Regions from separate parts of the Homo sapiens genome. Here regions 1, 2, 3, 4 and 5 are each linked to region 6. The links are chromatin loops, found by intact Hi-C in ENCODE. Cell type or tissue: PC-3. All regions are shown on one strand.

What was found. A loop is a pair of places that touch in the nucleus more often than their neighbours do. Peaks named below come from ENCODE experiments on the same cell type or tissue, not always from the same donor. Only the 100,000 strongest peaks of a DNase experiment are listed, where the experiment ranks them.
Region 1: a loop joins it to region 6, with 8 times the contacts of the local background. A loop is called at or near these places in 21 of 110 quality-filtered maps.
Region 2: it touches region 6 in a loop (8-fold over the local background); 83 of 110 quality-filtered maps call a loop at or near these places.
Region 3: it touches region 6 in a loop (8-fold over the local background); 17 of 110 quality-filtered maps call a loop at or near these places.
Region 4: a loop joins it to region 6, with 13 times the contacts of the local background. A loop is called at or near these places in 98 of 110 quality-filtered maps.
Region 5: it touches region 6 in a loop (6-fold over the local background); 8 of 110 quality-filtered maps call a loop at or near these places.

Annotation. Positions count from the first base shown.
Region 1 is chr9:5,796,693-5,801,692 of GRCh38, reverse strand. It overlaps ERMP1 (endoplasmic reticulum metallopeptidase 1), which reads left to right. Exons shown (of 15, transcript NM_024896.3): 11 at 365-517; 12 at 2,685-2,887; 13 at 3,761-3,876. Among named protein-coding and RNA genes, the nearest start is that of ERMP1, 34 kb to the left of the region's middle. In PC-3, CTCF peaks have their summits at 2,085 and 2,284 (motif pointing left); a DNase peak (open chromatin) is centred at 2,252.
Region 2 is chr9:6,299,502-6,304,501 of GRCh38, reverse strand. The region is part of intron 1 of LOC107987046 (a long non-coding RNA gene); the gene reads left to right. Among named protein-coding and RNA genes, the nearest start is that of TPD52L3, 26 kb to the left of the region's middle. In PC-3, no CTCF peak of the experiment used is centred here; a DNase peak (open chromatin) is centred at 1,901; H3K27ac peaks cover 1,747 bases.
Region 3 is chr9:6,105,211-6,110,210 of GRCh38, reverse strand. No RefSeq gene overlaps it. Among named protein-coding and RNA genes, the nearest start is that of RANBP6, 92 kb to the right of the region's middle. RefSeq lists enhancers at 2,700-3,200, 3,403-3,452, 3,201-3,701. In PC-3, a CTCF peak has its summit at 2,994 (motif pointing right); a DNase peak (open chromatin) is centred at 3,010; H3K4me3 peaks cover 291 bases; H3K27ac peaks cover 2,536 bases.
Region 4 is chr9:5,883,644-5,888,643 of GRCh38, reverse strand. It overlaps a transcript of BRD10 not described here. Among named protein-coding and RNA genes, the nearest start is that of MLANA, 4.7 kb to the left of the region's middle. In PC-3, a CTCF peak has its summit at 2,353 (motif pointing left); a DNase peak (open chromatin) is centred at 2,353; H3K27ac peaks cover 359 bases.
Region 5 is chr9:6,192,639-6,197,638 of GRCh38, reverse strand. It overlaps the pseudogene GTF3AP1. Among named protein-coding and RNA genes, the nearest start is that of IL33, 21 kb to the left of the region's middle. In PC-3, CTCF peaks have their summits at 130 (motif pointing left) and 2,513 (motif pointing left); a DNase peak (open chromatin) is centred at 1,478; H3K27ac peaks cover 2,944 bases.
Region 6 is chr9:6,052,160-6,057,159 of GRCh38, reverse strand. No RefSeq gene overlaps it. Among named protein-coding and RNA genes, the nearest start is that of RANBP6, 39 kb to the right of the region's middle. In PC-3, CTCF peaks have their summits at 1,762 (motif pointing left) and 2,462 (motif pointing right); DNase peaks (open chromatin) are centred at 1,749 and 2,479; H3K27ac peaks cover 1,746 bases.

The DNA.
Region 1 (5,000 bases), 260 kb after region 6:
TTAAAGCTTATCTCTGGTTATTTAATGAATAATCCATTACATCTACATTTCTGTTCTTTTCGCACATTAAGGACAGCGACAGTCCTGAGTTTCCTTTTTCCCTCTTGGTTTTTGGCTGCATGCCAAAAAGGTGGCACCATCATGGCAGATTGGAGGCATCTGTCATTTTCTAGGTTCTCACCTGCAATGGAAATCTCCTAGAGTTAGTGCTTTGTTTACTAGATGTTAGAGTATGCTAGCACCTGCTGATAAATTTTCTTCAGGGGCTGTTAGGTAATACTGTTAAAAATAAAGTTAGTTAAAAACACCTTTCCACCACTAGAATGAATTTGTAATATTTCTGTGTTTGTGGTTTGTGTTTCAGATTAACTTCATCTACCTTGCCAAGAGCACAAAAAAAACCATGCTAACTTTAACTTTGGTATGTGCAATTACATTCCTCCTTGTTTGCAGTGGAACATTTTTTCCATATAGCTCCAATCCTGCTAATCCGAAGCCAAAGAGAGTGTTTCTTCAGGTGAGCAGTTTTGCATGAGGTATTTGAGATCTGGAAAGGAAGCCCTGTGTGTTTTGAGCTTCAGTAGTGAATAGCAAGCGCAGCTGACTTTTCTGCTGTTGACCTATTTAGTCATACTCACCTTTTTTGTGTGTAAGGCAGTGAGGAGAAGACTGACTGTCAAGAGGCATTCTTATCAGCTAGACATATATCTCCCAGGAGACTGAATTGGAAATGTTTGCTTGTTTTTATTACTATTCAAATTATAAAACTGCATCTATTTGGAAAAACAGGAGCAAATATTTATTATGGAATAATGAGTTTTTAGAAATATAGATTGTAAAAATGTATACAGGCTGAGTAAAATCTAAACTGTCAACTGGCAAAATAAAATTGATGTTTAGAAGTGCTAGTAAAATTAATCTTAAGTAACATTCAAAGTGATATGTGATAGTGAAACTATAACTTAGAAAGGGTTTAATAAAGTGAGTTTTAGGACTTACTTTCTTTTCTCTTTTTTTAAAATGGAGTCTTGGTCTGTTGCCCAGGCTGGAGTGCAGTGGAACGATCTTGGCTCACTGCAACCTCTGCCCCCTCGGTTCAAGTGATTCTCCTGCCTCAGACTCCCAAGTAGCTGGTATTACAGGCGCTCGCCACCACGCCTGGCTAATTTTTGTATTTTTAGTGGAGACAGGGTTTCACTACGTTGGCCAGGCTGTTCTTGAATTCCTGACCTCAGGTGATCCACCCACCTCGGCCTCCCAAAGTGCTTGGGATTACAGGTGTGAGCCACCACACCTGGCCAGTTTGAGGACTTATTTTAGATCTCAACTTTTTCTTCAAATTTTTTAGACCTGGTACTATAAAGCAGTAAGCCTCAATTCTAGTCATCTCTGTTAGAGATGGCTAAATTGTTAGTTTTTCTAAATTGTTTTTAAAAGTTCTCATACTACACAAATTATCTTATGCCTTATACCCATCCCTTTCTCATGTTTGTGAACACATACTAACATATTGTATATTTTGCATAATTCTTATTTGTATTTTATACTCTGTAAGTGAAAGATCCTGCTTCAAGATAACATATACCCTTAAGGGCAAGAGTCACATCTAACCTAATCTAGCCAAACAGAAATGCCAGAGGAATTATACCTAGATAATTATTCAAGGACTTAAAAAATTAAAAACACTTAGGAGGTTTTGAAAAGGGGCCAAATAACAATTCCTTGTTATAGTCCTGAAGGACACTGTGATAAATTTTATGTGAGATTTTACAATTTGTAAAACCTTTAGTGAAGAACGGATTTTTTTTTAGGAGGTTCAGTGTGTTTTTCATGATGTATTAAGTTTTATAATTATGTCAGTAATACTTAGGAAAAGCAGGATTTTTATTTTTAAAAAGTCATTTTCTGATTTGTTTGGGGGTTCTCTTCCACTGTGCCAGAAGTTGGCAAACTTTTCCTGTAAAGGACAAGATAATATTTTGGGCTTTGTCAGCAATACAGTCTGTTGCAGTGAAACAGAGCGAAAGCAGCAACAGAGTATACCCAAACAAATGAGTGTGGCCATGTTCAAATAATGGTTCGTATATAAAAACAGTCAGTGGACAGTTTGCCCTGTTGGCTGCAGTTTGCCGGCTCCTGCCCTATGCAGTGTTTTTTTTTGTTTGTTTTTTTCCTGATTGGTATTCTTCAGGCTGGTTTCTGCCGTGAATAAAGTTATTTCAAATGGAGCACGGTGCCTTTTCATAGAATTCTGTTAGGCACAAGGCTGTCATCTAGTGGTGAGCTGCAATTCCCACTTTTCTCTGCACATGAATTAGCTTCATAAAACACTAATAGGGAAATGAGTGTGTATGTATATATGTGCTTAGGATGTATTTGTTTTAAATCCTTATCTAAAAGCAGCTCTAACATTAACGTCTTTTAAGTCTGAAATAGTAAGTTTCAAAAACATTTTATAGGAATCCTAAATATATTTGGAAGATACAATAAAACAATAATCTATATATCTATTTTCCAGTTTAAAATAAAGAACGCTAGCAGTACCTTAGAAACTCTCAGTGTCTTATTCACTTGCTCCATATCCACATCATTTCTTGGTATTGTCATACTCCATTTTTGTAATCTGGGGTGGGAATGTGGGTGTACTAGTTGAAACAGTTTTTTCACTAGTCTTTTTTTTTCAGCATATGACTAGAACATTCCATGACTTGGAAGGAAATGCAGTTAAACGGGACTCTGGAATATGGATCAATGGGTTTGATTATACTGGAATTTCTCACATAACCCCTCACATTCCTGAGATCAATGATAGTATCCGAGCTCACTGTGAGGAGAATGCACCTCTTTGTGGTTTTCCTTGGTATCTTCCAGTGCACTTTCTGATCAGGTTGGTTCATTATTTTTCTGCTTAAGGTTAGTTTGTTCTCAAGTCTTGTCACCATATCAGTACTCTTATCATTTAAACTGCCATCCTTTAATATACAAGTTCAGTGGTGTTTGTACTATTTTTTCTATCATTATGAAACTTTTTTTTTTTTTTTAGTGGAATAAAGCACTCAGAAGAGTAGTTTTGTTTTTTCAAATTTTAAAAATCTTTTCTCTAGAAACCTGAGTGGTTAGAAAAGGTGGCCCTTCTAACTAATATAATAGCCAATAAGCATCTATCTCAAAAATTGTGGCCGGGCACGGTGGCTCATGCCTGTAATCCCAGCACTTTGGGAGGCCGAGGCGGGTGGATCACCTGAGGTCGGGAGTTCGAGACCAGCCTGACAAACCTGGAGAAACCGTGTCTCTACTAAAAATATAAAATTAGCCGGGCATGGTGGTGCATGCCTGTAATCCCAGGTACTCGGGAGGCTGAGGCAGGGGAATTGCTTGAACCCGGGAGGTGGAGGTTGCGGTGAGCCGATATCGCGCCATTTCACTCCAGCCTGGGCAACAACAGCAAAACTCTGTCTCTCAAAGAAAAAAAAAAATTGTTTTCTCTGGGAAGATTTTATAGCTTGGCAGTGAAGGACTGGATGAGAAGAAATAGGATGGGTGGTGGAATCAAGATCACCTAGGTTACTCCTTTGTTCTTAACATTGGGAAGGTTTTATTACAAAATAACCTAAATTTGTTGGAGTTGGCATTGCTTATCATGTCTGTCAGTTTATTTTCATACCCAAAAATGTGTTCATATATGCTGAACAGTTCTGTGAGTTACAGATAGCCATCAAATAATAAAGCACCCTAAAACTGAAGCTTCCTTTCTAAATAGGAAAAACTGGTATCTTCCTGCCCCAGAAGTTTCTCCAAGAAATCCTCCTCATTTCCGACTCATATCCAAAGAACAGACACCTTGGGATTCTATAAAATTGACTTTTGAAGCAACAGGTAAGTCATATAATAGTTTTTTCTCCCCTCCTTTATTTCTTAAACTTGTTAATAAGTGGCATGTATGTTTTTCCCTCAGATATATCACAGGAACCAGCAACTTAGGAAGAGCCTGTGATGTTTCTAAAATCAATTGAAGCTGGTTATGACTTCTTTTTTTTTTTTTTTTGAGATGGAGTCTCGCTCTGTCGCCCAGGCTAGAGTGCAGTGGTACGATCTCGGCTCACTGCAACCTCCGCCTCCTGGGTTCAAGTGATTCTCCTGCCTCAGCCTCCTGAGTATTTGGGATTACAGGTGTGTGCCACCATGCCTGGCTAATTTTTGTATTTTTAGTAGAGACAGGGTTTCACCATGTTGGTCAGGCTGGTCTTGAACTCCTGACCTCATGGTCTGCCTGCCTCGGCCTCCCAAAGTGCTGGGATTACAGGTATGAGCCACCACGCCCGGCCAAAGCTGGTTATGACTTCTTAACAAAAATTTAATAGGCCAGGCATGGTGGCTTATGCTTGCTACTCAGGAGGCTGAGGTAGGAGGATTGCTTGAGCCCAGGAGTTCAAGACCAGCCAGGGCAACATAGTGACATCCCGTCTCTACAAAATTAAAAAAAAAAAAATTAGCTGGGCATGTTGGTGCATGCCTGTAGTCTTAGCTACTTGAGAACTTGAGAGGCTGAGCTGGGAGAATCACTTGAGCCCAGGAGGTCAAGGCTGATAGCACCACTGCATTCCAACCTGGGTGACAGAGCAAGACCCTGTCTCAAAAATAAAAATTATTTTTATTTTTTGGAGCAATGTTAAGTTTACAGAAAAATTAAGTAGAAATTATAGAGTTCTCATATCCTGCCCCCCGATTTTCCTCTATTAATGTCTTGCATTAGTATGGTGCATTTGTTAAAACTGATGCACCAGTTTTAACACTGATATATTATTATTAATCGAAGCCTGTTGTTCCCACTCGGGTTCATTCTTCGTGTTGTGTAGTTCTATGGGTATTGAAAAATGTGTGATGCCATGTATCTACCATTACAGTATCATACAGAATAGATTTACCATCTAGAAATGCCCTGTGCTTCACCTATTTATCTCTCTTTTCTTCCCACTCTCCTTAGCAACCATTGGTCTTTT
Region 2 (5,000 bases), 250 kb before region 6:
TAACATTTAAATTGGTGGAGTTTGAGTTAAGCAAATTGCCCTCCATAATGGGGGTGGGCCTCATCCAATCAGTTGAAGGCTCTAATAGAACAAAGACTGATTGAGCAAGAAGGAACTCTGCCAGCAGACTGCCTTTGGTCTCTAATTGCAATTCTTACCTAAGTCTCCAGCCTGCTAGTCTATCTCATCCAATTTTGGACTCACTAAGCCTCCATAATCACATGAGCCAATTTCTTAAAATAACCCTCCCTTTCTCTCTATCACATCTTGTTGGTTCTGTTTCTCTGGAGACCCCTGACTAGTACACAAAGTAAAAGGTTAGGTAAGCTAGGGGACTTCAAAATGATTAACCTACCTTACAAATGAAAAATGGAATGAAAACAAATGGAAAAATAATTAGTACACTACTATTCTTCCCTCTGTCCCTCTCCCACAACTTCCACTTCTCTGAAGCCTTGACAAATGCAGGGACTAATTCTGTTTTCTGCACCGTTGTATCCATGTTGTTCACTATAATTTTTGCCATATCCTAGGCTCTTGTAAGTATTTTTTTGGCTGGATAAATGAATTGTTAGGAGTCTTAATTGTAGAACTGGGGGAAGGACTCATGCTAGTGTCACAGGAGCATGAAATTCAATGCAATTCTGATCAAAGTCTCAATTGTGTATTTAAGCCCTAAGAGCTAATTTTAAAATTCATATGTAAATGCAAAATATCAAGAATGGACAAGCCATTTTTGAAGAAATACAGGTTGGGAGGCTTGCTATACTGGAATCCTGGGTATTAGGATTTATAAAGCTACGTGTTCAAAGATAGACAAATAGATTAATGGAATAGAATAGAGAGTAAGAAATAGATCTTTGCATATATGGAAACTTAAAGCAAATCAGTGGAGAAAGAGTAGATGTTTGAATAAATGATGCCAAGGAAGTTGACTATCCATCCATGTGATAAAAATGAATTCTAGGTGCATTGATTTATTTTTTTAATTAAAAAACATTTTTTGAGACTGAGTCTTGTTCTGTTGCCCAGGCTAGAGTGAAGTGGCGCACTCTCAGCTCACTGTAACCTCTGCCTCCTGGGTTCAAGCGATTCTCCTGCCTCAGCCTCCCGAGTAGCTGGAATTACAGGCACCTGCCACCACGCCTGGCTAACTTTTGTATTTTTAGTAGAGATGGGGTTTCACCATGTTGGCCAGGCTGGTCTCAAACTCCTGACCTCAAGTGATCCACCTGCCTCAGCCTCCTGAAGTGATGGTATTACAGACGTGAGCCACTGCACCCCTTGTAGGTACATTAAGATTTAAATGTGAAAGACAAAATTATGAAATTGTTAGCAATGATATAGAAAAATGTCTTAATGACTTGAAGTAGGAGAGAATTTCTTAAATAAGAGAAAAAAGGACAAACCATAAAGGAAAAGATTCATAAATTCAACTCTATTAAGAATTTTTATTTACCAAAATACAGCAAAGAGAATGAAAACACAGGCACAAACTGGGAAAAGACATTTACAGTTGATGTAACTGACAAAAGGTCAGTACCCAGGATATACACATAACTTTTATATATCTTTTTCTAAGAGTCAATAGAAAATGGGCAAAACCTTGAATAGGCATTTCATAGTAGAGGAAAGCAGAATAGCCAATTAACCTATTAAAATATTCTACCTCATTAGTAATTAAGGAAATGCAAATTAAAACCATAACATAATACCATGTTACCCCACCCATGAGACTGGCAAAAATTAAATCTAACAATAAATAGTGTTGGTGAGAAGATGAAGCAAGAGGAACACATATACTTTGAGTGAGCATATAAACTGGTATAACCACTTTGAAAAAAATGTGGCATAAAAATGCTTATACCAACCATGATTCAGCAGTCCCACCCCCTAGAGAAACACTTGCACATTTGCACTGAGAGACATGTGAAGGAAGTGCAGGAATGTTCATAGCAGTGCAGTTTGTAATAGCAAGAAATGGAAACCAACTCAAATGTTTATTGACAGGTATAAGCCTCCCTGTTCATGAACAAGGAGGAAGGATGTTATGACTATCCCAACTGTTATATAGTTCATGAACAGTGTCTGCCATTTCATCTAACAGGAAAATTCAAAATAAATTGTTTCTTAAACTCAAGAAATGTTAACATGGTTTATTATGTTCCTTCTTTTTCCTTCCACTTTAAAAATAATTCACAAGCATTTAGGGATAAAGAGTACAGCGTCAACAACTGGCTATAAAAGAGGAATAATTTGCTGAATTGAATCTCTGCATTTTGGCAAGTCTAGAGTGGGAGTATACATGAAAAGATTTTTAAAGGCAATTTCAAGACTGACTTTGAGATCAGTTTGTCAGTCTCTAACTTGCATACGTACTCCATCTTCCTTTTGAAGCTGACTTACACCCTGGTAAAATGAGAACACAAAGGCCACGTGGAGGGTGTGGTCAGTTGTTTCTGCAATGGTAGCAGGCTAATGCCTGAGAGGACTACCTTTCTCTCATAGCTGAGCCTACTTCAGTAATTAATGAATAGAGCAGCAGTTGTAGGAATTGTTCATTTACCATCCATCAAATTATAACAGCTTTTCTAGTGAAGGCAGCAGTGTCAGGGTGAATATTTTCTCCATGTAGCTCACATATTTAAGAGTGCCCTTAAGAAAACCTAATTTTATCCACATCGTTAAAAGAATTGAATCTTACTCGTCTTTATTTATGCTCCAGATAGAAGCTATATTTCTATGTTTTTTAAAAGAAAGAAAGAAAACTCTAGGGGGAAACAGGGAGACGGGGAAGGGGAGGAGAGTCATGTTTCATATTCTAAAGAAAGAAAATATTGGAGACATTTTAGGTTGTTGTATTATGCAAAACAATAAACCCCAAGCAAACAGTCAAATACTGGAGGGGTCAGACACACTTGGCTTCTAAACCATTGTGCTTTGGGATGCCGAGCAGCAGATTCTTTTTTTCTTTTTTTAATTTTATTATTATTATACTTTAAGTTCTAGGGTACATGTGCACAGCGTGCAGGTTTGTTACATATGTATACATGTGCCATGTTGGTGTGCTGCACCCATCAACTCATCATTTAGCATTAGGTATATCTCCTAATGCTATCCCTCCCCCATCCCCTCACCCCACACCAGTCCCCAGTGTGTGATGTTCCCCTTCCTGTGTTCATGTGTTCTCATTGTTCAATTCCCACCTATGAGTGAGAACATGCGGTGTTTAGTTTTTTGTCCTTGTGATAGTTTGCTGAGAATGATGGTTTCCAGCTTCATCCATGTCCCTACAAAGGACATGAACTCATCATTTTTTATGGCTGCATATTCATGGTATACACGTATTCCGTGGTGTATATGTGCCACATTTTCTTAATCCAGTCTACCATTGTTGGACATTTGGGTTGGTTCCAAGTCTTTGCTATTGTGAATAGTGCCGCAATAAACATACATGTGCATGTGTCTTTATAGCAGCATGATTTATAATCCTTTGGGTATATACCCAGTAATGGGATGGCTGGGTCAAATGGTATTTCTAGTTCTAGATCCCTGAGGAATCGCCACACTGACTTCCACAATGGTTGAACTAGTTTACAGTCCCACCAACAGTGTAAAAGCGCTCCTATTTCTCCACAGCTTCTACAGCATCTGTTGTTTCCTGACTTTTTAATGTTCACCATTCTAACTGGTGTGAGATGGTATCTCATTGTGGTTTTGATTTGCATTTCTCTGATGGCCAGTGATGATGAGCATTTTTTCATGTGTCTATTGGCTGCATAAATGTCTTCTTTTGAGAAGTGTCTGTTCATATCCTTTGCCCACTTTTTGATGTGGTTGTTTGTTTTTTTCTTGTAAATTTGTTAAAGTTCATTGTAGATTCTGAATATTAGCCCTTTGTCAGATGAGTAGGTTGCAAAAATTTTCTCCCATTCTGTAGGTTGCCTGTTCACTCTGATGGTAGTTTCTTTTGCTGTGCAGAAGCTTTAGTTTAATTAGATCCCCTTTGTCAATTTTGGCTTTTGTTCCCATTGCTTTTGGTGTTTTAGACATGAAGTCCTTGCCCATGCCTACGTCCTGAATGGTATTGCCTAGGTTTTCTTCTACAGTTTTTATGGTTTTAGGTCTAACATGTAAGTCTTTAATCCATCTTGAATTAATTTTTGTATAAGGTGTAAGGAAGGGATCCAGTTTCAGCTTTCTACATATGGCTAGCCAGTTTTCCCAGCACCATTTATGAAATAGGGAATCCTTTCCTCATTTCTTGTTTTTGTCAGGTTTGTCAAAGATCAGATAGTTGTAGATATGCAGCATTATTTCTGAGGACTCTGTTGTGTTCCATTGGTCTATATCTCTCTTTTGGTACCAGTACCATGCTGTTTTGGTTACTGTAGCCTTGTAGTATAGTTTGAAGTCAGGTAGCATGATGCCTCCAGCTTTGTTCTTTTGGCTTAGGATTGTCTTGGCAATGTGGGATCTTTTTTGGTCCCATATGAACTTTAAAGAAGTTTTTTCCAATTCTGTGAAGAAAGTCATTGGTAGCTTGATGGAGATGGCATTGAATCAATAAATTACCTTGGGCAGTATGGCCATTTTCATGATATTGATTCTTCCTACCCATGAGCATGGAATGTTGTTCCATTTGTTTGTATCCTCTTTTATTTCATTGAGTAGTGGTTTGTAGTTCTCCTCGAAGAGGTCCTTCACATCCCTTATAAGTTGTATTCCAAGGTATTTTATTCTCTTTGAAGCAATTGTGAATGGGAGTTCACTCATGATTTGGCTCTGTGTTTGTCTGTTATTGGTGTATAAGAATGCTTGCGATTTTTGCACATTGATTTTGTATCCTGAGACTTTACTGAAGTTGCTTATCAGCTTAAGGAGATTTTGGGCTGAGACGATGGGGTTTTCTAAACATACAATCATGTCATCTACAAACAGGGACAATTTGACTTCCTCTTTTCCTAATTGAATGCTCTTTATTTCCTTCTCCTGCCTGA
Region 3 (5,000 bases), 53 kb before region 6:
AAATTTGTGTTCCTAAGTATCAAATTTAACCACAAGTTCTGCAGCCCGAAGGAGCTAGCAGCTGTTAGCAATCTAGCCTCTAATCAGATCAGCTGTGATCTGATTGGTGGCATCACAGATGAAAAAGATATGATTTTCTTCAAACACTGACACATCTAAGGTTTCTTTTTAAATTTGTATGAATTTAAGGAGTACAAATGCAGTTTTGTTACATGGATATATCGTGTAGTGGTGATTTCTTGATCATTGATGATTTCAGAAAAGAAACTTTTTTTTTTGCTTGGTGTTTATTTAAATTCTTGCTTTTTAAATATGATTAACCCATCTTACATGAATTCTTACTAACCTCATTTTTGTCATCTGTTCTCTTGGGGCTACCTATCACTCCCTTACTTCTAAACAAAGTTAATGTTTTTATTTATATGATTATCTGACTCATGTCTGATCTGACACAGAACTATATTCACCATGACATCAGTGATCATATTCTGCTCCCTTTGGAATTCCCCAAAACCTAGCACAGAAAAAGTATTAGAAAAATATGTGCTGAATAAATGAAGAATGAATGAATGCTTTTATTTTTGCCAAGAGGTAGTGTAGTCTTGGAACAGGAATCAAAATCCTTCCATTGTAATCATGATTCTGACAGTGGCTAGCTAGTTACGATACCTGTGGCAAATGCATCTGAATCTGTTTTTTCACGAGTAAAGGGATAAAATAAAAGCTACCTGACAGTACTGAGTAAAAAAATGCCATATGTTGACATTGGAGACTTTCTAATGAATCTCTGTGTACGAGGTCGCATTCACTGCCCCGACTTTGGGTCAGAACTCATAAATCCCCTCCCTGTGCATGCTGTGTGTTATGTGTCTTTCCATCACAAGTGTCTACGTTCATTAAAGAGGAATAAAATACTGCATTATTTGCATTAAGCAGATGGTACAGAACCACTACTCAGAACAGTGAGAGAAGGAGCAGGAAACAAGGAGTCAGGGAAGCTAGTATTCCAACCTTAGGGCTTGAGCCCCAGCCGAAAACTCCATCTGCAAACAGCCACTGAGCCACTGAAGCAGACAAAGCTGGAAGGCTATGAGCACCATTTCCATCTCCCCTTCTCCAGCCTCAACAGCGTGAGTAGATATTGGACTGCACAGCAGCAGCTCAGGCTTTCTGAGTCTACCAGGGGTGCCCATCTTGGGGGAGATTTTGAACACTTCAAGCAAGGATTATTTGCAAAGAATATAAAAACAGAAAGAATGCAAGGAATGGTAACATAAATATCTCAAGCCAAGAGAAGTTTGTTCATTTTAAGAAAAGAACTCAAATAATACAAGGTCAGGGAACAACATGTAGCCAGGCTGTAGCTGAAAGTTATATAATCTTTATCTTGAAAGTTAGAACAAGCTTTGTCCAGGAGGGCAGGGCCATATGATAAAGTCAGTGGTGCCTGGGCCCATGGCCCATACCTTCAGTAGGAATCCATATAGGGAATATGTAAAAGGGATTCCAGACAGAGAGGTATGGGTAGCCAGGCAGCCCAGCCAGACTTTGTTGTCAGAAGATCTGGCTTCTAGGCATAGCTCTGCCACTTAGCTGTGTAACCTTAGGCTCACATCTTCACCAATTCTCATTTTCCTTAATGTGTAATGGGGATGATAATGGGACCCACTTGGGAGACTTACGAGGAAGATTAAATCATATATATAGTGCTCATCATAATCCTAGTTCATAGTAAGCTCTTAATAATTACAGATTATTACAATTACTGTAACTGTAAAACCCATGCAAATTTATGAATATCAAGATTGTTCACCTGGGCTTGGAGGCCCATGCCTGCAATCCTAGCACTTTGGCAGGAGGATTGCTTGAGCCCAGGATTTCAAGACCAGCCTAGGGAACTTGGCAAGACCCCATCTCTACAAAACATTTTTAAAAATTAGCCAGGTGTGGTGGCTGTAGTCCCAGCTACTCAAGAGGCTGAGGTGGGAGGATCAATTAAGCCCAGGTGATTTGAGTCTGCCGTGAGCTGTATTTACACCACTGCACTCCAGCCTGGGTGCCAGAGCAAGACCGTGTCTCAAAAGAGGCCGAGCATGGTGGCTCACGCCTGTAATCCCAGCACTTTGGGAGGCCGAGGTGGGCAGATCACGAGGTCAGGAGATCGAGACCATCCTGGCTAACATGGTGAAATCCCGTCTCTACTAAAAGTACAAAAAAAATTAGCTGGGCATGGTGGCAGGCTCCTGTAGTCCCAGCTACTTGGGAGGCTGAGGAAGGAAAATGGCGTGAACCCGGGAGGCAAAGCTTGCAGTAAACCGAGATCACGCCACTGCACTCCAGCCTGGGTGACAGAGCGACACTCTGTCTCAAAAATAAATAAATAAAAACAAAAGAAAGTTTTTTTAAAAACAAAAATAAGAAATATTAATTTATTTCTGTCCCTCAGTATTTGCATTTTAACAATGGGTTTTTCAAAAAAGCAAAATCATCCATGTAAGAACTACTCGTTACTCTGAGATTATGTTCTTCCTGAGTTTTGGTGGTTGAAATATTCTTTCTTTAATGAAATGCTACTGGGTACTTAATGCTATCACTAGACAAAATAAAAAGCAATCAACTCTAAGTCAGTTGCCACAAATAGAAAATTTTACCAGTCTGTGGAATACAAATGTCTTGGAGCCACTGGAGTCATGGCAAGGTGGAAAAGAAATGTTGGGTCACATTTCATCTTGTATCATCCTCCAAATACCATTACAATTTGGAACATTCTCTTAGCCTTGAATTAGGAGTTGGGAAGAAAAAGGAATGAGAGGATATCAATTCCTCAACGTGTCTTTCCTTTGCATTAGAGGTCTATTTTCAAACAAGTTTTACATTAAGTTATTGTCTCTCAGCTACCCTTCTCTATACACTTATGCAATTCAGGCCTGGGACTCAAAACATCATTTTTAGCTTTGCCAGCTGCTCCAGTTAGGCTCTGTCACTAGAGGGTGTTACAGAGGGAGACAGCCAGGCTGGAGGAGAGAGAAAGGACAGGTTCCTTTCAGTTTGTTCCCTATAGGCTTGTCAGCTTGTGGTTTCTGTAAGATCACTCCAGGAGTGCTTCTTCACCCATGCCGTTCCATAGCAGCAGCTGATTCCAATTTGCAGTTTTTGCAACTTTCGCAAAAACAGCTTCATCATGCCCCCACCTCATAGACACAAGTGAGCTATAAATAGTGCCCTGTCCTCAAAGGTTTCAGTGGCAGGCCCACAGGGCTGCTTATCCCAGCTCACAGCCAGCACAAGTTGTGGGGCCCTTTCTCAAAGTTTCTAACTTCTAATAAATCCAAGCACTTCCCTCTGCTATCCCCAGCCCCAGGAGTGGTAGCTGCTTCCTGCAGTTGCTATCTCCATGTTACTTTCATTGTTGTTTTTTTGTTTGTTTGTTTGTTAATTTAATCCTTTCAGTTACCTAGTTACCAACCATTCCTTAAAGTCTCTATGTTCAAGTAACTGGTGTAGCTTCTGTTTCCTGCTTGCACTCTGATAGAGTATATATAAATCTATTTTCAAGAAAGCTTTAATTTTTTCAAATTTGTATACTAAAGGGTTTATTTTAAGGCTTAAACAATAATTGTAGGGAAGTCTTCTAGACTACTCCAAAATAACCAATTAAAAAAATACAGCAACTTCCAGGGAACACTCAATTTATTTTGAAAATAACATTTTCAAAGTTATTCTTTGGGTGTTGAAAAGCAAATAAGTCCTATCCAACCCAAAAGAAACCTACTAGTTATTTTCCTCCAGGAAGAGAGAGAGAGAGAGAAGTTAATTTTTATTTGTATAAATTTAGGGAGTACAAGTACAATTTTGTTACATGGATATATTGAGTGGTGGTAAAGCCTGAATTTTTAGTGTATTCACTGCTAGAATAATATACATTTTACTCACTAAGTAATTTCTTACCCTATGCTTTCTTCCCACGTTCGGAATCTCCAATGTCTATCATTCCACACTGTATGTCCATGTGTACACGTTATTTATCTATTACTTAAAATTTTCTTTCTGCTTATCAGGAAGTATATTTTAAGCTGAAACATATAGGCACCAGCCTGATAAAATTTGGAGGGATGTTCATGTACACTAAAGTGTGTTTAGTCCAGAGAATTTTCTCTGCCCCAGAATTTACACACTTCATTCTCTGCTATGTTCTTATCATCACAAAGCATTTCTCTATTATTCAGTAGGCAGAAAAGTTCACACCAATGATGATCAAAGGCAGGAAATGGAGGCATAAAGGGCTAGGGCTAAAAACCAACTTTTATGAAGTACTTGCTCTGTTCCAGGTGCTATCTCATGTATCTTTTCTAGCAACCCAACATTGTAGGGATTGATATTCCCATCTCACAGATGAGCACAGTGGGACTTACAGGGATTAAATAACTTGTTCTGGGGTGTGGAATAAGCGTCAGAGCAGAGCCAGGATTCAAAACCAGCCCTGATACCTTCAAATTTTCTTATCTTTTTGATTTTTTATTTATTTTATTTTTTTTTAGAAAACACTACCTTGCATCCATAGGACCCATGAGCATAAAGGAAGGACATATGACTGCTTGCCTGTCAATTCTGGGAATGAAGTGAAATGCTGTGAACAGTTACATATTTGCTGCCTGTATTAGTCAGGGTTCTCTAGAGGGACAGAACTAATGGAATATATATATATATATATATATATAAAGGGGAGTTTATTAAGTATTAACTCATGCAGTCACAAGGTCCAACAATAGGCCATCTGTAGGCTGAGGAGAAAGGAGAGCCAGTCCCAGTTCCAAATCTGAAGAACTTGGAGTCTGATGTTTGAGGGCAGGAAGCATCCAGCATGGGAGAAAGATATAGCCTTGGGGGAGCTAGGTCAGTTTCTCTTTCCATATTTTTCTGCCTGCTTATATTCTAGCCACGCTGGCAGCTGATTAGATGGTGCCCACCCAGATTAAGGGTGGGTCTGCCTTTCCCAGCCC
Region 4 (5,000 bases), 170 kb after region 6:
GGCTCTCATCTCCTTTGCAAAACTTCTTGAACCACCACTGCCCTGTACATTCGTTAGCAGTTCCAGGGCCAAATGCATTGTCGATGTTGCAAATTGTCTCTGCTGCTTTATAACTCATTTTGAACTCGAATAAGAAAATCACTTGAATTTGCTTTTTGTCCAACATTTCCATAGTCTAAAATAAACATACAACAAAGAACAAGTGATGTCTTTAGCAAAAATACATAAAGTGAGAAATGCCCATTAAAATGATGTATAACATAACCACATTTATTTAAGAATGTATTTAATATCAAACAGCAAAGTCCGACAGTGCAAAAATCACAGTTACTTTTGCACTCACCTAATAATTGACCCCAGAGCTGATTCTACTTAACATCATGATCTATCTTGGACAGCCCAGAAGCATTTCAGTGGGACACAACAGTCACCTTTGCTCACCAGCTCTCCATAGCCATTGTGAACAAACAAAACAAAGAAAAAAAACCCCACCGGAATATGACAGTCCTAGCAGCTCAAGACTTAGATTAAATGACCTCTAAGGTCCCCTTTCCCATAATACCTGAGGACCCATTCCTTTCAGATCCTGTGATTTTTCTGGTTTCCATCGTGAGCTATGGACAAAGGCTGTCCTGTGTAAGGGCAGTACCAACCCACCAGATACTGGATAGTCACCACTGAAAATGGTAAGGGAGAAAGAAAACAAAGAAGGGTTGATCTTTATTAGGCAAGCCAGGGAGAGCCTATCTGTAAAGGAGGGAAAATTTAAACTGAGACCTAAATGGTAAGAAGCAGTCAGCCATGAAAAGATGGAGAGAGAGCATTTCAGAAAGAACAACCAGTTGGAGACCTTGAGGCAGAACAATAGACCATGACTTAGACTGAGTTCCCAGAGTGGAGGCTATCTCAGGGAATTTTGTGCAAAAATTGGGAAGGATATAAGCCCCTTGTGTCAATAGATTTGGAGAGAGCAACTCCAACCTGAATTTCAGGGTTATGCCTGAAAATCCCAGAAAGTCCTGGTGGTGAGTACTAGTCTACAAAGAGGGATGCAGTTCTGAGCTGAAAAGTCCATTGCACTGAGCTGGGTTCTATAATAGCCTGGCCCATATATGACTGGTGGCAAGACCACAGAGGAGGGAGTACTGACCTGGATCTCAGGGCAAGGTGAAGTTCCCAGGTCTCATTCAAGTTCTCTGGTGATGTGAGCTGACTTGGGGATTGAGTGTGCCCTGGCATTCTTCCAGGGTGGAGACAACAGGCAGCTGGCATCATCCCCTCCCCCAGAGGATGCTACAGGACCAGACTCAGCATGCTGGGCACACAATGGCCAGTCTGGGAACATGCTCTCCAGCTTGTTTGAGATATTTTTTGGTGGGTGGGTTGGGGGACAGTCTTGTTCTGTTGCCCAGGCAGGAATGCAGTGGTGTGATCTCGGGTCACTGCAACCTCCACCTCCTGGGTTCAAGCGATTCTCCTGCCTCAGCCTCCTGAGTAGCTGGGACCACAGGTATGCACCACCATGCCCAGCTAGTTTTTGTATTTTTAGTAGAGACAGGATTTTGCTATTTTGGCCAGGCTGGTCTCGAACTCCTGACCTCTAGTGGTCCGCCCACCTCTGCCTCCCAAAGTGCTGGGATTACAGACGCGACCCACTGCACCTGGCCCTTGTTTGTTCTTTGAGCTCAACGAGGGAGACCTGACCAGCTCTTTCACAGGCATCCCTTTGGGTCTTTGAGTGGTTTGCAGCTTCTGAGGTGCCTGGCCCTTTCAGGGCTATGTGAACAGGATAAGCTGGCGATCGCTTCTTCAAATAGGGGTTCCCTGGGCACCTCAACTTGAAAAACCTACCACATCCTGTTTCCCGGAAGCCCCCTAGAAGTTCCCTCTAACTAGGCTCTTAGTCTCTGTTTTTGAGCCGGCCTTGGGCCTCAGAGTCCACACCAAAGCCAGCCCAAGTCAGGCCCTACCTGCCTTCATTTTCAACACTTCCAAGTGGCTTCCTTTTCTCCCCTGGCAATCTAGTCCCAAACTAACAGCAGGAGCTCTAGAGTCCAAACCACTTGCACTTCATCTCTTCAGTGTGTGTGACCTTGGGCAAATCTCAAACCTCTGAAAGCCCCAGTGCACGCATCTGAAATGAAAGGGATAATAGCAGCATCTGCTTCATAGGTTCATGGTGAGAGTTAAACGAGATCCTGTTGGAAGTGCTTGGTACAGCACGTGGCACAGAATACGCCTAGCAACAATAGTGTGAACTGTTACTGTGAGGCAGCTCAGCCCCCACACCAGCCCCAGGGTTAGGATTTGTACCTGCTAGACCTTGCTGGCCACTGACTGGTTCTCTGCTGCCACCTAGTGGGCTTGGCCACCTGGCATCACAGGCCCACCTCATGAAGGGGCCAGAGATGCCTCTTTGGCATCTGCTTACAGTGCTCAGGAGCCAGAATCCTCTTGACTCATCCTGCTTGGGGCTTAGGCCCTCTTCAGTGCTCCCCACAATATTGTGAGCTTTTGATCTCTCACACACCCCGCAGAGGTATTGCTACAAACGAGGGTTGATAGCCGGCTGCTCGGGCTTCCGCTTTCGGTCCCCGCTAGCCATGCGTCCACTGTGTTCCCTTTTGGGAAGGCTACAAGCCCCTGGCTCAAAAGATTTGGGGAAAACAACTTCTACCTGAACTTCAGGGTTATGCCTGAAAATCCCAGAAAGTCCTGTTGCCCTTTCATAGGAGGAGCTGAACAAACAGAACTGGCTCTTCAGAAGGCAGAGAAGGCAAGGCCACATCCCAGTCACTACTGAGTCCTCACCCCGTAAGCCTCACAGGTGCCTTGAATCCCAGCTCTCATTATTATCTGTGAGACCTTGAGCAAGTTAATTAACCTTTCTGAGCTATTCCGTCTTCATCTGCAACATAGGAATAGGGAATAATTACAGAATTGCTGTGAGAATTAAATGAGATAACATATGGGCCGGGTGCGGTGGCTCATGCCTGTAATCTCAGCACTTTGGGAGGCCGAGGTGGGCAGATCACCTGAGGTCAGGAGTTCAAGACTAGCCTGACCAACATGGAGAAAACCCGTCTCTACTAAAAATACAAAAAAATTAGCCGGGCGTGGTGGTGCATGCCTGTAATCCCAGCTACTCAGGAGGCTGAGGTAGGAGAATCACTTCAACCTGGGAAGTGGAGGTTGCAGTGAGCTGAGATCGAGCCATTGCACTGCAGCCTGGGCAACGAGAGTGAAACTGAAAAAAAAAAAAGAGATAACATACGTCAACTCATCTAGCACAGTGCCTGGCAAGTTGTTCATTGAGAAAGGCTAGTGCTTCTGCGAATTCCCTGTGAATGTACAAACAGTTCGGAGGGGGTGCCCAGTCCTTGGGGTGAGCCTATGAACTCATGGCCATGGCTAATTGTTAATCAGCTAACAAGCGCTTGCTGTGACGTAAAGAGACCCAGGACAGAGAGGTTCTGATGGTGAGGGGATAGTGGCGAGGTAGAGAAGGGAATAGAATCGAGGCATGGCTAGGCAGGGGTCGAAAGGGGAAGCCCCAGCAGCCAGGAGGGTGGAGGAAATGGAGGACCACAGGGACTCCCTCCTCCCTCAGACACCCGAGAGCAAGAGCTGTGGCCTGCTGGCCTCGGGCTGGCCTTGAGTGTGGCTCCCTCTCAGGAAGCAGCAAAGGAGGCTTCATCAGTTCCCGGGCTCTATTAGGAAAGGGGTTCCAGGTGAACACGGGCACAGAGCTGGCTGAAGTCTTGAGAACATGGCCCAAGTCTCGCAGGTGAGCAGAGAAGAGCACTAATAAATCAGAAACGTGGTAAATCCCATGGCCATTTGTGACTAGTCACAGGAAGGTTGAGATTACAGGAACGGATTAAAATGACCTTTGGAGTGGAAAAATATTGAAGAGTCAACACCAGGGTTCACTACAATATCTAATAATGCTAGAGCCACCCCAGATTCTTGTCTAGGGTACAGTGGGGGTATTGGTACAGAAGAGGCTTGAGAGGAAGATGGGCTGTGTTTGTGTCTGGAAGGTAAGTAGGGATCACCTTCATAGGCATGAGATGAAGGCCAGTCCAGTGGAAGTTAAGTAGGCATTCACCAACCATAACTTCGGGTGAGGACGGGAAGGTGACATCCCAGTGGTTTAGGGCTCAGGGCCCCAGACCGGTCTGGTGAGCTTCAGGGAATTGTGAGTCGTTCCATATGGCTGGAGCTCCAAGTGCAAGAAAGGGAGTGGCAGGCCTGAGGCCCCGGTCCTGGGCGCCACAGGGCCTGGAATACCACGCTGAGCCTTTGGACTGATCTTGTAGGCTGTGTTGAGTCACAGAACGGTTTTAAGCAGGGAAAAAAATGGGTTGACCAGACTTGCAGTAAATCTATTTTCCCGTGTCATGAAGATATCTACCTCCCAGGTGGCCATGAGGATTACCTGTATTGTTGTGTGTGAAAACATTGTGTAAACTGTAAATCATACCAATGTGAGATCTAGAAGCAGCAGCTTATACCTGAATGGCAGGGCTCTGGATTGGTGATATGAAGGGACAAAAAGGAGAGAGACTGCGCTCTGGGTTCTGATTTTTATTTAAATGCTTGCTCCAGCATTGACTGGCCGTGTGTTTTTGGTGTGTAAGACTGTCAACATCAGTCTCTTTATCTGCAAAATGGAAACCTAATAATTCTTTCTCTCAGGGAGGGTGAGGCCTAGTGTGTCTGGCATGGAGCAAACCCTTGTGTCAGTCCAGGTTCTTTGGTTGTGAGCAACAGGAACTCTGGCTACTTAAGAAAATTAATGGGAGGTTATGAAGGTGTCCCCAAAACTATAGAAAAATATGAGCAAGCCTGTCCCTAAGAAGGAATAGGGGGTGGGTGCAGTGGCTCATGCCTGTAATCCCAGCAGTTTGAGAGGCTGAAGTGAGAGGGTTGCTTGAGTCCAGGAGTTCAAGACCAGCCTGGGCTGCATAGAGAGATAGTGAGAACCTGTCTGTACA
Region 5 (5,000 bases), 140 kb before region 6:
CCAGGGGTTTCCTTTTTTAGGCTACTGCCCTCAGCAGTCATGTCTCTCTGAGGGCCAGGAATCTAGACTGAATTGAAGCTGGCGACATAATCCCTGGGTCACTCATGTCTTTCTAGAGTGACACTGCCTCCTGGAGGAAATCCCTGATGGTGCCTCATTTTTATTTCTTTTTTTTTTTTACATCCTCCGTGTCCAGTACCTGCTCATAGGAGACACAGTAAAGATATAGGTGTTGACCAAGTGCACATGGAAAACACATTGTTGTTCTGCATCAGTGATTTTAATTAAAAAATACGCCTCTGAAAGAAAGAAAGCTCACTGGTTTGTAGTCCTTTAAACAAAGTAATGTGATATTTAGTTGAGGTTTAAGTTATTGCACCACGTCTCTAGTACAGTTCAGTGTCTTTCTATTTTTAGACAAAGGTAAACCTTATTTTTGTTTCCTTTCAGAAGGGGTATATCCACTGAGACCAGAGGCCAAACTCCCTTTGTACTTTTCTTTTTATTTTATTTTTTTTGAGATGGAGTCTTGCTTCATCACCCAGGCTGGAGTGCAATGGCGTGACTGGAATCACTGCAACCTCTGCCTCCCGGATTCAAGCAATTCTCCTGCCTCAGCCTCCCGAGTAGCTGGGACTACAGGCGCACGCCACCATGCCCAGCTAATTTTTCTATTTTTAGTAGAGACGGGGTTTTGCCATATTGCCCAGGCTGGTCTCAAACTCTTAACCTCAATGATCTGCCTGCCTCAGCCTTCCAAAGTGGCATGAGCCATTACACCCCACCGAACTCCGTTTTTCATGAGTTGGTTTTACTCTGAGTTTAATTTTCTTCTTGTTGCAATGGTATGTCTATGTGAGACTTTCATTGCAGACCTTTTGCCACAGCCAGGATGGTCACACACAAATAGGTGCCTTTCCTCATGAAAAGAGAGGATACAGCTCTGTAGATTAAATACAGTCATGTGGGTTCTACCACAGCCTTCTCTTGAACATTGGCAAATATTTCTCTCTGGAGCAAGAGTTTTCATATATTGCTTAAGATAATCTTTGTGTTTAAAAATTTTCTGCCATATTCACATGTTATTTCCTCTATATGGGTTTTTTTTCCTCACATATTTCAGAAGTTCAACCCATGTTTTTGCCACAAAGGAACATCTCTTTTGACATCTAGCCCTCCTGAACCTCCGTGTGTCGTTTCAGCCTGCTGGGTCAGGCAGTATTTCCCACATCCTTTCTGGGTTCATTGGTATGCTGGCACTGATGGATTTTCAGCTACTGATCCTTAAAGATCTTTTTACAGCCTTCAAAATTGCATATATGTTGTTTGCTGAATCTCATCTTTGTGTTCAAAATATTTCTTCAAGTTTGATTTTGTGTTGAATTTTCTGTCACAGCCACTAGTGCATAAACAGCTTTTCTCCCATATGAATCAGGATGTTGTGACTCAGGTGGTAGACCCTGAGGAAAATCTTGCCACACCCTTCATAGTCACAAATGAATGGTCTCTTCCTCGTGTGCTTGCATAGGTGCTCTTCAAGCATCTGGACCTTATTGTAATTGGTGCTACATACAGTCCTGGAAGGAGCAGATGAACTTCTTAGAGAGTGCAGGGGAAGGAGGGGACAAGGGAGTGGGACTGGTCTCTAGCGGGCCACGAGAAATGCCTAGGCAATGCTCAGGGGTGACAATGCCTCGGCACCCACCCAGATCAGGTATGCAGCCACATGGGTGCACCAGCATATGGACCCAACACACAAAGCCAGCTACTTCCAAGAGCTCATTCTGGTGCCACCAGGCCCTGGCCTGTAAACACTTATTTCTGACCCACTAGTTTCACAGAATCATCATATTATATAATTTTCCTATTGCTTTTCCACCCCATACAAGACCTTCTGGGGTTATCTCTTTAAAAAATTAATTTGAAAAGGCCCTTTTTCCCATTTTCAAAATATTTGTTGATCTAACTGTGGTATTGAAACTGCCTTTGCAAAAATTGTAACAGTGAGAAAATTATGATGTGAAAGAGATCTCACCTAACTGACTCCATCTTATTTCCAACCTCCAAACTGCCCTTGTTCATTCCTGGGCAAAGGCCAAACTAACTTTTGGGAGGACTTCAGTTTGTAGTTTAACTTTGAAACAAAGATGATAACAGCCCTTTCCAGAAATGAATGTCCTTCTTGCCTGGGGACCAGATTGCCTTTGTAAGACGAACAAATTGGCAACAAGATTAGAAATTTTGGTTTAGGAGTCACTCAGCCAGGGGCCACATGATTCCAAACCTCCCCAGTCGCTCCTAGGGATAACATCGCTATTGTAAAACCCAAGATTAGTGCTTGAAATGTTTTTCAGACCCTAAAATTCTGATGCACCAGCTAGCACCATCCAGGCCAGTAATCTGGCTAAACCAGTTCTGCAATCCTGTCCAAAAACCAAAGACAGCAAGAAGAACCCACTTTGACCCCCTGTGATTTCATCTCCAACCCAACTTCTCAGCACTCCTCATTCTCTGGCCCCCTACCGGCCAAATTGCCCTTAAAAAACTCCAATCTCTGAATTTTCTGTCTTCTGTTTAGCTGGCTGTGCATGAATTAAACTCTTTGTCTATTACAATTCCTCTGTCTTAATAAATTGAGTTTATCTGGGCAGCAGGCAAAATGAACCCACTGGGCAGTTACAGTGTGACTTGAGCAATATACCTACTCAAATGTATCTACTGTAAATACTTTGAGTCTCTAGCTCTTGGTTTATTTTCAGCTAATTCCACAGAAGCTGGGATTGTTGAAAGACCTATCTTTATTTAGTGAAAAACAATAGAAACCAAATACCCTGGATCGAGTCAGGATAGAAAAATCTAAAGCTTAGCCCTTATATCCTGTATCAGGTATCTACTAATTCTCTCCTCCTCCAATTTTGTCTTGGCTTACAGCTATTGTTAGGTAATCTGACCCTATGTAAGCGCTCAAAGATGAAGTTGTATAAGTGGCAAAATGCAGAGACTTACAGGTGTGCCCTCTTGAAAGACATTTTAGTAAATACATGTGTGGTTTCTGGCTCCTATTGTTATTGAGGCCAGGCATTCCTGCTCCCATTGGTACTGCCATGAAGTACAATGTTTGGTTTCCATTTCATCTATAAGCTATAAACTCCATGGTGAACCTCATTATACTCAAACTTGTATTTCCGTGCCTAAGGTGGGCCCTGGCACATAGGAAGGTTTATTTCCTTTTAGACTAGAAGAATTTATTTCAGTTTTGTTGTTTGTTTGTTTGTTTGGTTTCACCACCGATATGGTGGTTATAAATTCTCTTATTTTTCTTTCCCTGATACTCTTATTTCACCTTCAATAATGAAAGACATTTTTGCTGAATGCAGAATTCCAAGTGGACAAGCTTTTCCCTTGTACTTTATTTATTTATTTATTTTTTTAGTTTGATTATGCTTTTTAATATTTTTTCTAGGTTATTTAATTTATTGGTGTACATTTTTTCTTTTCTTTTTTTTCATTATTTATACTTTAAGTTTTAGGGTACATGTGCACAATGTGCAGGTTAGTTACATATGTATACATGTGCCATGCTGGTGCGCTGCACCCACTAACTCGTCATCTAGCATTAGGTATATCTCCCAATGCTATCCCTCCCCCCCACCACCCCACAACAGTCCCCAGAGTGTGATGTTCCCCTTCCTGTGTCCATGTGTTCTCATTGTTCAATTCCCACCTATGAGTGAGAATATGCGGTGTTTGGTTTTTTTGTTCTTGCGATAGTTTACTGAGAATGATGATTTCCAATTTCATCCATGTCCCTACAAAGGACATGAACTCTGTTTCACTGTCTTGTGACTCCCCTTCTATTGCTTCTTATGAGAAAGCAGCCATCATTTTAATTGTTTCCCTGTATTCAATGTGTCATTTTTCTTTGTCTTCAAATATTTTTCTTCCATAGTTTGATTATGATGTAAATAGGAGTGTTTTTTCTACTAATTCTGTCTAAGCTTCATAAATTTGTAACTATATGTTTTATGCCACGTTTAGGGAATTTGGGCCATGATTTTCCTCTCAATTCTCTCTCTCGTCTTCTTTCAGGTCTTCAGTTTTGAATTGTCTCACAGATCCATAGGCTCTGTTAATTAAAATTTATTTCTCTGCCTTCTTCAAATCAGATAATTTCTATTGACTTGTAAGTCCATTGTTTCTTTCCTCCATCATTCCATTTGGTTCTTAAGCTTACCCAGTTAATTTTATATTTCAGCTGTTTTGTTTTTCAGTTCTAGAATTTCTATTTGGGCTTTAAAAAAATAATCTCTTTTCTTCTGCTGAAATTTCCCACTTTTTATTAGCTGTGAGCATATTTTCCTTTTTACTACTGAGCATCATTTTAATATACAGTTTTAAATAATTGTTGGCCAACATCTGGGTCATCCTAGCTTGTTTTCTATTAATCTTTCTCCTATGAATTGGTCATGTTTTCCTGCTTCTTTGAATGTTGTATAATTTTTTTTTTGAGATGGAGTCTCGCTGTGTTGCCCAGGCTGGAGTGCAATAATGCAATCTCAGCTCACTGCAACCTCCGCCTCCCAGGTTCAAATGATTCTCCCGCCTCAGCCTCCTGAATAGCTGGGATTACAGGAACCCACCATCATGCCCAGCTAATTTTTGTATTTTTGTAGAGATGAGGTTTCACTGTGTTGGGCAGGTTGGTCTTGAAGTCCTGACCTCAGGTGATCTGCCTGCCTTAGCCCTCTAAAGTGCTGGGATTACAGGTGTGAGGCACTGCATCCGGCCTGAATGTTGCATAATTTTGGATTGCATCCTCAATATTGTGAATGATGTGTTGTAAAAATTCCGGAATCTGAATGTTCCTCTGAATAGTACTGATTTTAAGCATATATTTAACTTTTATAGAATGAAACTGTAACACTGTATTTCCACTGTGATGAGTGTAGCTGAAATTTTACTTCAATTCCTTTAACTTTAACTAATTTGCTTTGAGTCTT
Region 6 (5,000 bases):
TCATCATCACTGGCCATCAGAAAAATGCAAATCAAAACCACAATGAGATACCATCTCAGTTAGAATGGCGATCATTAAAAAGTCAGGAAACAACAGGTGCTGGAGAGGATGTGGAGAAATAGGAACACTTTTACACTGTTGGTGGGACTGTAAACTAATTCGACCATTGTGGAAGACAGTGTGGCGATTCCATAAGGATCTAGAACTAGAAATACCATTTGACCCAGCCATCCCGTTACTGGATATATACCCAAAGGATTATAAATCATGCTGCTATAAAGACACATGCACACATATGTTTATTGTGGCACTAGTCACAATAGCAAAGACTTGGAACCAACCCAAATGCCCATCAATGATAGACTGGATTAAGAAAATGTGGCACATATACACCATGGAATACTATGCAGCCATAAAAAAGGATGAGTTCGTGTCCTTTGCAGGGACATGGATGAAGCTGGAAATCACCATTCTGAGCAAACTATTGCAAGGACAGAAAACCAAACACCACATGTTCCCACTCATAAGTGGGAATTGAACAGTGAGAACACTTGTTCACAGGGTGGGGAACATCACACACTGGGACCTGTCGTGGGGTGGGGGGAGGGGGGAGGGATAGCATTAGGAGATATATACCTAATGTAAATGACGAGTTAATGGGTGCAGCACACCAACATGGCACATGTATACATATGTAACAACCTGCACATTGTGCACATGTGCCCTAGAACTTTAAGTATAATTTAAAAAAGAAAAAAGAAAAAAGTTACAAAACCTTTTTCTCAAAAAAAAAAAAATTTAATCTAAATAGGGATTGAGTACCACAACTCAGTATCACACCTTCCTGAAGTTTATCCATTTTCTGTGACTTACAACCTCTTCTGCATCAGTGTTCATCCTTCCTTCCCTTCCAATAAGGGCTTGGTATATACTCATTGATCACCAAAAATTCAACCCTTTAACATTATATTATTTTATGGATATGTTAATTATTGTAATGAAAAACTTCAAATGTATAAAAAAAGATTATATAAGGAACTCCAAATTACCTATCTCCCTGCTTTAACAATTATCACATAATCATCTTATTTTGACTATACCTTCTCCCCCAGATTGTTTTGAAGTAAGTTGTCTTATCTGTAAGTATATGTTGCTTTTGCCAGTATAACCAACTCTGTTTTATGTTTGTTCCTTGGGTTCTTTGTGCAATTTTCATCATTTGATTTATCAGTTCCTATTCAGGAGTTGTGTCTTCTACTTTTGAACTTGCCGTGTGCATCTCATCATGATTACACCTTGCTGGAATTCAGTATATGTGAAGTATGATGTCTACGTACAAAAACCCAGAATGGAGCCAACAGGAAAAATAAAACTCTGACAACACGGTTGAGAGAAACAATACCACAGTCACCCACCTGTGTGTTGAAGAAAATCTTTAATCTTGTGTAGAATGAATGTTTAGGTAATTGGTTGGCTAATAGCTCCTCAGAACATTGAGGGGTATATAATTTTTGTATTATATACTACTTTAAAATAGGAAAACCCATTACCAACCACATCTTATATACTAGACCAAAATTTCTTAGTTAATGGATTTGCATTTTATCTGCTAGGAATTTGGAACTACCACTTAAGACTAAGACTATTGCGAAGTTTCTGTGACCACATCACCACTCTGTTTCTCAATCTTCTTGGAGGTAACAGATTCTTGTTCAACCTGCTGACTTACTCTTTCTTACCCTTAAAGCAATAGCACCACCCTGTGGCAAGATTTAAAATGTTTCCTCACACTGGCAAATACAACTTCCATCTTACAACTTTAAGATGCCAAGTGACTCTAGCGGACTGGTGAAGTTTTGGGCCTCTTCTCATATTAAAGTTTTTAAATGTATAAAATACAATACATGGAATTACAAAGGAAATCAATTATATGAAAATACTGTTGTGGTCAGGTGTCCATGGAATCTAGTTAGGAAGCCATAATACAAGACTGGGAACATGACATTTTGGTTCCTTCAGAAGCAACTCCTCTCTGTTCTCATAATTAAGGATCATTATTCTAGTTGAGTTTGCAGATAGGCTTTCAGGAATTACATAATGGTTTTGGCTCTATCTCTATAAGTATTTATATGGTTTATGAGAAAGGAAAGGTTGTTGGAGACAGTAGGGGAGTTTATAAAATAGAAAGCATCTACACAGTGAAAACATGTTGGGTTTTGTATCTAGGTCCTTTAAATTATTGAAGTTTAGATATTCTTGCCAAAAAGGAAGGATAGATTCCACAGAGTGCTCCTGAAAGGGTAGTCTCAAGGCATAAGGGCTTATCCTGAATGCTTTTATGAGGCTTACAAAGTAAAGCAAACTCGACAATTAATGTTATTCAGCCCTGCTGGGTAAATTTGCTCCAGATGCCTCAGAATTAAGTTCCCTCCAAGGGCTAATGAAGTAGCTCTAGGTGCCACTAGAGGGCACTGTGAGGACTCTGTTGCCAGTTAGGTGAGAGGAGCTATTGGACGGCGGCCCCCTGGAATGGGAACTCAAGGAAGAGGCAGGAAGGAGAGGACTCAAGGTGCAGGAAGGAAGATAGTTAACATTGCAGATCTTAGTTTATAAGTAAATAGTAGTAATAAAGCCTTACCAGATATTTCAGGCTCCCCCATCTACTGAGTACATGGTAGGACTGCACTTCTTAATCCTCCTGTAGTGGGTAGGACCATATGATTGGCCCTGGCCAATATCCAATAAGTTGTCAGCAGGGATGGTATGTATCTCTTTTCTCCTCCTTCTCCTCCCTCTTCTTCTCCTCCTTCTTCTTTTTTAAACTTTGTAGAGACAGGGTCTCACTATGTTTCCAAGGCTAATCTTGAACTCCTGGCCTCAAGCAATCCTCCCGCTTAGGCCTTCCGGAATACTGGGATTACAGACATGTATCTGTTCTGCACCAAGCATTGAATTGTTGGTGCCAGACCCTCCAGAGTTCTCTTTCCCCTTGACATAAGTACTAACAATATTCAAGATGGTAGCTACTCTGTCAGCCTGGGTCCCTGAGTAACTACAATGGGCAGAGTCCCCCTGCTGATCCACAGTGGACAAGTAACATGATTCAAAAATAAATCTCATCTAAAACCACAGGCATTTGGGGATTAATGCTTACTGCAGCAGAGCATACATAACTTTGATTATCACAGCTAGGTACTCAACCAAGTATTTGCATGTTCAATCCTCTCAATATATTTATTTTTTCCTTTTTTCAGATGAGAAAATTGAGGCTTAGAAACTGTAAGGACTTACCCAAGGTCATGGAGCAAGGTAAGTCCTTTGACCTTATATCATGCTTCTTAATTACTATGTTATACTACATACCAAGACCAGTTAGAATCTGTGTTACATGTTCCCAATAAAGAAAGGAGAAATTCATGGAGCCAGAAATGCAAGAGGAAGGATCACTGAACCTAGCTTCTAGCCTATGGATCTTGAGTTACCCTCAATATTTAGCAGATAAGAGTGCTGCCAATCTCTCCAATAACTTGAACTGGATTTGTCTTCTTTCTCCACAAACTCTCCCCTGGTTTTGCAAATCTTCCACCCAGATCCCTTGCCTCCAGTTCCTCCCTCCTCCAGTCATCTCACTTCTCACACTGCCTTCCACATCATCTTTTAAGTCATCATCTTAGCTCCCACCAGGACCACCTAGGGAGCTTTTCAAATACACATGCATAATTCATGCAGGGCCTGAGCAAGTATTTTTTTTCATATGTGGCTACAGTAGAAGACCCTAATATGAAAGACTGATTTTCATGTTTCTATACTATCAGGTCCCAGTTAACCTTTTCTCACTTATTGTCCACACAGTGCTCCACAGGTCATTTACAATAGAGATTATTATCCCTTGAATAAAACATTAAGAATATATTTATGTCCCCAGGCCTCTGCTCCAGTTGTTCCCTTTCCGTGAAATTTCTTCCTCATCCCCATCGGTAAAAATTCTACCATCGCTCAAATGTTTCCACCTTCATGTAGTACCCCCTTGCTGTCCCAAGTCACAATTCAGACTTGATTCCTTGGGCTCTTACAGTATTCGGCTTCTATCTGTACCAGAGTTTTGATAATTCTGTCTTTATTACATTTATTTATACATGTCTGTCTTCCCCACTAACCTGTCAACTCCTGAAGGGAGGGGCCCAGTGTTTTGTTTTTGGTTTTTGCCCAGTGTTTTTTTTGTGGGGGGGGGGGGGCGGGGGGCAGGGATTGGATTTATTTATAATAAGAAAGGCTGAATTGAGAGCTTACTTTTTTTTCCTAAAATTTAAAACAGTACTAGTAAAACCTTACCCTCCTCAGCTGACCTTATTTCAGGTATAAGAGTACAAAGCTTCTAGGTAAGCTGCTCTCATGATGTAAGAGCATGACTGATAGCACCAAGCCTGTTTAAATTCACTGAGAGCCAGGAGAGGTCACATAGCAGAGGCATCTAGTCTGAGCATGTTTTCAGACTCCAAGTATTTCCAGTGTTATTTTGTCTTGGGATTCCACAAACTACCTCCCACAATGCTTAATATCTAGCAAATACTCATTATACTTTCAAATGCAACTTACTTTGATGAATTTATGTATTTATTCATTTATTCCACAAATATGTATTGGAGTGCTGACACTGAGTGCTTACTTTGAGCGAGTCACCAGAGACACAGACAAAATGTCAGCCTTCATTAAGTCTACATTCTAGTGGAGGAGGCAAACAATAAACAGGATGAGTAGGTTATATACGTAGTATGTTAGAAGATAAGTGCCAAGGGGAAACACAAAGCAGAGATGGTAGATGAGCATCAGTTTGAGTGGTTTGTGTGCACATTAAAGTTTGAGGAGCTGTGCTCTAAATGGAGCCATCTTTACAGGGATTCTTTGCAGAATAATGAATGGAGATACATGCCAGATCCCAAAACAACTATTTTAGGAAGCAAAGAGATCCCGGGTCAGTTTCTTGAAAATTCAGAGCCAAA